Linked DNA regions of Homo sapiens: region 2 is linked to region 1. The links are chromatin contacts, found by Hi-C or POLR2A ChIA-PET in ENCODE. All regions are on one chromosome and are shown on one strand. Each heading gives the region's core, a stretch centred on a gene start or an enhancer-like site at or near the end of the contact. The rest is flanking DNA. Distances are from core to core; before and after follow the strand shown.

Region 1 (4,782 bases), core at 1,243-3,742:
AGGTTCTTCATTCAGTACTTCAGATGCTGCTCCACCATCTTCTGGTTTGCATTTTTCTGATGTGAAATCTGCTGTCATTCTTATCTTTGTTCCTCTGTACAGTAATGTCTTTTTTTTTCTCTCTGATAGCTTTTAAGATTTTCTCTTTATCAGTGGCTTTAGGCATTTTGATTGTGATGTTTCTTGGTATGGTTTTCTTCATGTTTCTACTGAGTTTGTTGAGCTTTTTGGGTTTATAAGTTTATAGTTTTGGTCAAATTTGGAAAGTTTTCATCAATTATTCTTTCAAATGCTTTTTTCTGTCCTCCCTAATCTATTCTCACCTCATATTTCTCATTTTCTTCAGGGACTACAATTGCATGTATACTAGGCTCACTGATACTCTACTTTTACTTTCAGTATTTTTCTTCCCTTAGTGTTTCATTTTGGATAGTTTCTATCACAATGCTTTCAAGTTTTTTTTTGTTTGTTTGTTTTTGTTTTTGAGACAGAGTCTCGCTCTGTCACCCAAGCTGGAGTGCAGTGGCACAATCTTGGCTCACTGCAAGCTCTGCCTCCTGGGTTCACGCCATTCTCCTGCCTCAGCCTCCCGTCAGGTTTTTTACTGTTTCTTTTTTAGTAATGTCTAACCTATTAATCCTGTGTGTGTGTGTGTGTGTGTGTGTGTGTGTGTGTGTGTGTGTGTCTGTGTGTGTGTGTTAGGGTGTTAAAAATCTTAGATGTGGTTTTATTATCTCCTAGATGTTTGGTTTGTGTCTTTTTTTTTTTTAAAGATTTTTCACATCTCTACTTCCCATGCTCAGTTTATTTTTTCTACTTGTTGAAAACATTGAATACAGTCATAATTACTTTCTTAATGTCCTTGTTCTCTTATTTTATCATCTCTGTCATTTCTGGGATGATTTCAATTGGTTGATTTTTTTTTCTCATTTCCTGCTTCTTTTCGCATGCCTGATAATTCTGTTTGGATTCCAGATGTTGCAAATTTTACCTTGTTAGGTGTTGGTTATTTTTAATTTCCTGTAAATATTCTTGTGCTTTGCTCTGGGACACTTTGTTCTCAAAAACGGTTTAATCCTTTGGTGGCTGGCTTTTAAGATTTCTAAGATAGAATCAGAGTAGCTTTTACATTAGAGCTAATTTTGCCCCACTACTGAAGCAAAACCATTTGAGTTGTGAATTATGAGGTTTTCCAGTCGGGGTGCCAGGATCAGGCACTATTTCTGGTCCTGTATAATCACTGGGTATCTTTCTACTCTGCCTTGTGGGAGCAGAATTAATTTCCTACCCTGTGCAAACTTTAGTAATTGCTCTCTCTTTTCTTCATACATGATTATTTCCTGCCCTTAGGTAGCTTCCTCACACACATGCTCTAATCAGCGGAAGACTGGAGTGAGATCTGTTGTAGATCTCCACAGCTCCTTCTTTCTCTGTGTAGCTTTCTCCTTTCTGATATACAACTCACAGTTCCAGCTGCTTTGGCCTCCCTGCTCTCCCAGTTCTATCTCTTCAACTCAGGGAGTCTGCCTAGCTCTTTTTGGCTGCTCCCTCTAGTTAGTAAATCAAGGCAATCATAGGGCTCACCTCATTTGTTTTCCCTCCTCAAGGACCACTGTCCAGCACAACGTTTAAAAGCCATTGTCTTATAAATGCCTGTTTGTTTTTGTTTTTAGTTGTTTTAGGCAGGAGAGTAAATTCAGTCCTGTTGCTCCATCTTAGCTGGCTAGACTGGATTGCTATAAATTTTAAACTATCTAAATAGTTGCATATATTTAGGGGGTACAAATCGATGTTATGACTTATGAATACAATGTGGAATAACTGAATCAAGCTAATTGACATATCCACCTCAAATACTTCTCAGTTTTCATGGTGAGAACTTTTGAAATGTACTCTTAGCGATTTTGAACTGTATAATACATTATTATTTACTATATTCACCATGCTGTGTAACATATAGTCCGAAGGGGGAAAAAAGCCCTTATTTCTCCTAACTGAGGCTTTTTATACTACAAGCCTTATTTGCTTCTTTTCATATCTCATTTTCCTCCTTAAAGGAAAAGGCACTCAGCCACTTTGGTAGAAATTACACAACATGGCCATTTGCAATCCCTGCCTCTCCCATTCGTAGTAAATCCTACATAGTCTTACAGATCTCATAAAAAGTCAGACCACACACATAACCTGATAGCCCACGCGCACATTCCCAACAGAGCCTGGAAGAGGGACAAGCTCCCGGATAAGCTGAATTTACACAAAGCAGAATGAGGTACCCACACACACTCACACACGCATGGCCTAGGCAGGGTAACCATCTGTCCAGGCGCTCACACACTATCTTTAGCCACACACAGGCACGCACACTCGAGTACACACATTACACCCTCGGATCCGCTCACGCTCCCTGAGGCTCGCAGGCCGGGCCCCGCCCCCGGCGCTGGCTAGCCGGCGGCCCCGCGTCAATGCCACGCGCCGGTTGCGTCATCAGGGTGCGCCACTGCAGCTGGCATTGGCCGGGACTGGAAGTGCGGGCTTCTGCAGCAGCCGAAGCTGGAGCTGCTAGGGTGCGAACTGCCAGGGCAGGTGTGGGCTGCGGGAGGCTACTCGGGCCGGGAGCGCCGGGACAAGTGCATGGAGGTGGTGCGACTCCTGCAAGTTGCTGGGGCAGTCGTGTCCCCTATTCCCTGACACCCGAGCTCCGGTCTTCTCCCTGAGAAATCGGTCGGGCTCGTGCAGGGGTGGGGATCAGGATTCATCTCTCCTGGGGAGACTGCGCTGGGGCATGGGTTCCCCTGGGTTGGAAGGAGTCCTTATGGACTCAGTCCCCTAAGTATCTGCACGCGCGGAGGCGCCGCCAGCCAGCCCGCCTGGGTCCCTAGGGAACATTGAGGCAGTAAGGGGTACTCTGAGAGCAGCCGGTATGCTGGAGATAATTAATGACAGCGTTACCATTGATTGGACTGAGCGCTCACTGTGTGTTACACACTGTGGTAGACCCTTTGTTTATATTATTCCGTCCTCTCAACAATCCAGGAGGTTAAGAGCTATCATTCTGCCCATTTTCCAGATGGGAAAACTAAGGCATAGAAGTTAACCAACTTATGGTAATAAAAAATCACACAGATGGTAAGCAGTGGAAGATTTAAACCTCACAGCTGGTCTTCCAGCCTCTGTCCTTTTCAGATCCTCTAGTCAGCTTCTCTCAGCGCATGCTGCTGGCTGGTGCCTCTGGGATATTGCTTCTTTATTACTCCTTGACCTAGAGCGAACTGTGCGGAGGGAGGAAGTGCAAAACGTGGACCTCCTGTTGGCACAAACGAGCCTCTTTGTCCTCTCCTCATCCTCTCTTCACTTCATTTTCTCAGGCAGCAGCGGCTCCCCTGTTGTATGGACATTCTGCACCCGAAACTGATAGCTGAGTCCTGAAGTTTTATGTTATGAAACAGAAGAACTTTCATCCCAGGTGCATTGGTTTATTCTCTCCCCTAGCCTGTTATGTTAGATTGTACTTATGTTAAATTTTTAAGGACATAGGTGGTTATGCCGAGAATAACAGTGACTGTAGCCAACCCATGTGGGGATTGTAAAGAAATTGGAATATGCCTTCCAAAGGAACACTGTTAATCTAGACATGACCTTTCAGGATTTTAAAGGAATAATTTTAGGCCAGGTGAGAAACAGCCAAAAGCAAAAATAATGTGAGGCTAGAGATTATGTTTGAAAGTTTTTATATTTTGGATTAATATCTATTCTAGGAGTTTACTCTTAGTGAATCTTTTTCCTTAGGGTAGAAAAAAGCTTATCGAAAAGGATGAAAACTTATACATCAGATATTTCAAAATAGTGTGCTTTTCTTTCAGAGCTTTGTAGCTTTGTATTACCTTTGTATTAAAAGTGAAAATGTTCTTTTAGGACATCACAAGAAAATTAAGATCTTAATTTAAGTACGGGAACTTAAGGGGTGCCCTAATTGCCTTAATTAAATAAACATGCCTTCCTTCTGCCAGGAACTATTCAATTAACAAAAATGAAATAAGAATAAGCTCTTATTTTCATTTGCAAATGACTATTCATAGCTATTTTGTTTGGATACAATTCATAGCTATTTTGTTTGGATACTATTTTGTTTGCATACTATGTTTTGTTTGGATACTATTCATAGCTATTTTGTGTGGATACAAAGGATACAATGTTGTATCCTTATATATTCAGGAAGTCTTAGAATACAAATGCTGATTTTTTTTTTTTCTAGTCAGGGAAGCCTAACTGTGTTCATATAAACACATCAAAGTCAGTTTTTACCTTGTGACTCAACATGGTAGAAGTCTGTCAGTTCATGTGATATCCCATTGTGGAGCAAAGTAATGTAGAAATCAGAATTTTGAGTTCTAGTATTTACTCTCTCGATTCCTTGTTAATTTAAATGGTACCTATTTTTTATAGCACATGATTTGGGAATTACACTTTGTGACATGGATGAATCTGCACTGACCCTTGGTACAATAGATGTTTCTTATCTGCCACATTCATCAGAATACAGTGTTGGTCGATGTAAGCACACAAGTGAGGAATGGGTAAGTTTAGGATAAGAGTTAAAAGCACTCAGCCTAAAAATGTTCATTTCAATGATGTTTATGAAGGTGCAAATACTGGCAGCAACATAATATCACATCAAGATTAATAGCTACAGAAACTGGTATGTTTATGAAGCCTAATAAAAAATTTTATGGCATTATATTGGGAAGAAAAAATGGTTAGAAAATTTATGTACACTGATTATGT
Region 2 (4,782 bases), core at 595-3,094, 350 kb before region 1:
AAAATAAAGTATGCCAGGAGAGATAATACTTATTTAGATCATAGTATCAAAAATTCACGATCATATGAACTTCTGTGTATGTAAGAGTCAATTTCTACATTTTTATTTTGCTTAAGAGGCTACCACAATCATGTGGCATGTTTTCATTTTAATTTTTGAATGATTTCTTCAGTTTTCAATTTTCTTCATATTGTAAACTGGCAATGAGCTCTTACTTCATTTATATTGCAGTTTTGTTTTCACTAAAGTCAAATAAAAAATCACTCCTTACTTCTTAGTAAATTATCCTATGATAACATTTTAATTCTCTTATTTAGAACATTTTTCTATTTACCTTAAATATAACAGATAAAACAAGCTGTTTAACTCTTTAGGAACTAAAATATATAACCATATATCTGGCTCATTGTGTGTACGTGTGGGTGTGTGTGTGTTTGACATTATTCTAAACTACAAATATCACTGTATAAGTGAGATGACGACCACAGTTTCTGCAATGACTAGAAACTGAAACCTATGTTGTAACAGACTAAACCACATTCTAGGTCTGAAATTTGCATCCTCAGCAATTCAGGTCTACGACTGATAATTTTTAAACATCCAAATATCTGTAACATCTGTTATAACACTTGACATATGCAGGTCAATAAATTAAACTATTGCTTTGGGAGAAATGTGCCTGAATTGTTCACTATAAGTCTCTGTAAGTATCATGTTTACTATAGCCCGGATATCTCAATGCTTAACGCTGTTTTTGTCCCGAATTCAAGGAAGGCAGTATGCATTCCAGCTTATTCTGTTATTTCATTTGTTATATGAAAAGTATTTTGAGTACCAAAGAATAAGATTTTAAAAACTGTTAAGAATCTTTATAAAAAGGGTACATAAGTTATCATGTAATGTCTCACAGTACATTCAGTGAAAATGAAACCTTTATTATCATCGTTTCAAAATAAGAAGCTTTCTTTATTTTTAATTAACACACTCAGCAACCATCCAGTTACATACAAGTAAATCATCTTTTCATTTCACATGAAAAGTTATAATTCTTCCCCAGAAGAAGCAAAATTTTAAGCTAAAATACCTGGCCTATCATATATCGGAATCTTTCTCTTTGCTATCCCAACATCATGGGAGAAAAAGGCAAACATTAATTCTCAGAAAGAGACGATCTGGGAATTGATCGGCCAGCGATCTTTTCTTTCTGGGGGCACTATTCTTTGGTTGACTATGATACTTAAAGGGCCAAAGTTTAAAACTACTCTTCAGCAATAGAGACCATTTGGGGCATGCCACCCTGCCATAATCAATGAGTGTTTAAAAATGCTACCCATTTGTTTTTTCAATAGGTTCCAAACAAAAAACGTTCTATCTTGTTTGTGCTGCATGGCTGCATTCAAGCTCTACATCGGATTTGTAGCCAAGCTAGGTAATGGGAGGGTTTTTCATCTTTATCTTTTTTCTTTTTTTTTTTTTTCTTTGCTTAGGCCGGGAGTTATTCATTCAAGTAAACAAAAGATGGCCTATTTCTGAAAATTAACAATGCGTAGACTGGACTGTAAGTCGTGATTTCGTATTTTCTCGAGTTACTAGCTCCATCATAGGCAACATGAGAGTGTGCAATGCCACCATGTTGAGTTATGATAATCAACATCTTTTCTGAAACAAAGATTTTTTTTCCCCCAATGCAGAATTTGATACAAGAGGTAATCTGTTCCTTTGTGGGCTGAAAAAATCTGGTTTACGCTGGTTTGAACCAGTGGAATCTCTTGTGGTTAAGCCTTCTGCTGTGACTAAAATCAAAACTGCACTGCAGAGCATGTGAGGGTTCATGCGCGCGCGCGCACGTGCGCACGTGTGTGTGTGTGTGTGTGTGTGTGTGTGTGTGTGTGTGTGAGGTGTGTCACGTGACCCCAGAACTACCGAATTTTTTTTAAAGCTGATAACGCGACTGCTGTCTCTGTTCGCATACAGATAACGAATAAATGCTGAACTCTATTAAACGCCCTTTACACATTATCGTGGGTCGAACACACAATTTTCTGAACTTATGATGACAGTCTATTTATTTTGCTATAAACCCTCAGCACGTAACGAACAGATTTGTGCCTGGTAATGATCTGCTCTGCCAGGGCTATATGAAATGATACCGACCTTCTTTAGATCTTGGGGAATTAAATTGACCGACTTCACCCCCTGGTCTGTAGCTGAAGTTTGACACACTTTATGCACAGCAAGCCCAAATCAGAACTTAAGAGAACCTTGTATTAAGAAATTAAGCAATCATTATCTGCTAAATATTGCTTTGCCACAAAACTTTCCCCACATTTGGAAATAGTCTACTCTTTATATTTTGAATCTTCTATTTAGGATTTATTAAAAGTCACTGATCAATATAATTCTGCATATAGAAACTGAGAGAGTATTAGGGTTCAAAATCAAAGCTTGGAACAGTTTATTTGCCCCATTATCACACTTCACTATGAAAGGCTTTATGATTTTATTCTATAAGTTGTGTTTTTCCTTTTATGAGAATGGTTCTCATGAAATGCAATCAAGTTATGAACTATTAATGTTTCCACTCTAAATACAACATCACTACATTCAAGAACTCAACTCTTTCAAAGAAATAAAATGTTGCCACATGGAATGGTAAATACGGTATTTTCAAAGAATAGAATGATAATGCTTAAGACAGTAATCCTTGGAAAGCTGATAGCCCAAAAGTACTCAAATGTACAAAGTAGGTAATTTTCTTGCCCCTTCTTTGTAAATCAGCATTAGCTATATTTGATTGAATGAAATGAATATGAATCAGAAATGAATGTATACAAAGCATTTAATTTGGAATTAAATGCAAAGGGTATTGTATGAGGGACATTAAAAATGCTTTTGAAAAATTCTTAATTTCTGAATTTTTAACATTTCTAATCATGGCAGAAATGTTTATGTACCTAAGAGTAAATTAACATACTTTATAGTTAATTGGCAGACTATAATTATATGTATTACAGTCAGGTTTCAGATGCCTAAAAAAACTGCATCATAAATTATCAGAATGAGAAATAATAGCTATTGTATTCATATTATCGAATCTTCACAAAGAAGCAACTATAAGGAGGATGTGTATGTTACATTGAAAATACCTAGCCAGTATTTTACCTATATAATCATTGCTATTAATTCCTTATTTTCCTATTTTGATCTATATTTTTAAACTGACAGGTATATCCCAATTGCAATTAAATGAATATTGCTATTTTTATCTCATTTTGTTTATCTCCAAGTTTTATCCATTTATATAGTTAGTATTCCATGGATAAGAAGTTCTGAAAATCAATTTATTAGCAAATAACTTAGAAGTAAACTTATTTGTAGGCAGAAGACCTTTTCTTATATAAATTATAAGCAGCCCTACCTAGAAAAAAACTCTTCCTAGCTACTGAGCTACAAAGATTAGTATAGAGCCAAATTAAAATATTTTCTTTCTTTACAGAAAGAGCTTCCGTTTTGACTCCATATTCTGAATGAATGCTGATGCGGAATAAAAAAGTTATTCTCAAGTGACCATACCTAGTTAAGGATGTGTTTTAGTTTGAGGGATTTTAATTCCTATATTATGACAAAGAGCCTTAAAACAAAATGCAATGACTTCATATGAAATGGAAACTTTGCTACATTTGGTAACGAAATATCCAAAACGTTCAGTGTGGTCTCTTTGAACTTTTACACCTCAATCAAATTTTAGATGGAAAACTTCACACAAGTAATAATCTAACAGTACATATTCTCATGACTATAATTTATCATACTCTATTTATTGAAGTGACAGTTCCTTACATGTAAACTTCAGGTTCTCCAAGCACTTTCAGAATTTGTAAGTTTGATTTATACAAGTCCAGGGGAAATCTCTGCATAATCACTTTAAGGTGACAGGAATATAATTTGAAAAATTCAGAAAATATGAACTCAATCTATTTTTGTGGAACAGTTTTCTTTAGGCATAAAAATCATACTTATATGTACGCAAGGCAAATGTTTTAGGCATATAAAATGTCCATTAAGAGAAGTGAACACGTTTGAAAAAAAAGGGATCCCTATCATAGAACTACAACATCCATTACGATAAAGGAGTCTGAGTTAGACAGGCACACCCCCTTCCTTTCTATTTCCTCTGCATTAGGCAGTAGTTTCAAATGAGGGAAAGATCTATAGCTGTTTAAAGAACTGACATGGGAACTACGCATTCACTTTTTTGCAAAAAAGATAGTGTTTTTTGCAGTAGATAGGAAATAAAATTATGATTCACTCATTTTCAAGAGGTATGAGCAATCTAAATCTCACTTTAAAAACAGAAGAAAATATTTTTTCTCTCATCCTCACATTATTTAATCTATTATGAGTAAAGCCCCTTTATCACATCACCCTTTTATGTTTGATGTGCTATTTTTTTTTTCCTTTAGCTATTCTCACATTTCAATCAGGGAAGCTGAAATCCCAAGTCAAATCTGAACGTGTTCACATGTCTGAACTCAAGCTGATAACATCCAAATAGTGGAGGAGGTGACATCTTTCCAAAAACAAACATAATCAGCTCAGTCATTCTTCTCTCTTTTTTGGGGGTGGGTGAGTAGAGTCCTTAATCACACAAACAACATCCCTGTTACAGATTATAGTATAATAGATAGCAAATACTATTAGCATATATGGACCTATAATATCATCTATTTGAGATGGTAAATACAATTATGCAATTTTTATAATATGTATCAATATATTAGG

Evidence for each region. Hi-C counts contacts between places; a loop is a spot of excess contacts on that map. ChIA-PET counts read pairs that join two places held with the same protein, here RNA polymerase II (POLR2A). Pooled maps may share reads with other maps.
Region 2: a pooled map shows a loop between it and region 1 (7-fold over the local background). The contact joins the enhancer-like site here to the promoter of GPAM in region 1. A Hi-C loop is called at or near these places in 2 of 37 single-sample maps with no recorded cell type and 6 of 50 pooled maps. POLR2A ChIA-PET finds 5 or more read pairs at or near these places in 2 of 52 experiments (OCI-LY7 and activated T-cell).

Annotation. Positions count from the first base shown.
Region 1 is chr10:112,181,475-112,186,256 of GRCh38, reverse strand. GPAM (glycerol-3-phosphate acyltransferase, mitochondrial) reads left to right here and starts at 2,492. Exons shown (of 22, transcript NM_001244949.2): 1 at 2,492-2,564; 2 at 3,366-3,463; 3 at 4,444-4,574. The coding sequence starts at 4,473. RefSeq lists a silencer at 2,345-2,574.
Region 2 is chr10:112,528,178-112,532,959 of GRCh38, reverse strand. The region is part of intron 4 of VTI1A (vesicle transport through interaction with t-SNAREs 1A); the gene reads right to left. Among named protein-coding and RNA genes, the nearest start is that of VTI1A, 83 kb to the right of the region's middle. RefSeq lists an enhancer at 1,655-1,704. Within about 2 kb of position 1,844, at least 2 of the 41 ENCODE cell types and tissues checked have a DNase peak (open chromatin) inside an H3K27ac peak, as active enhancers do.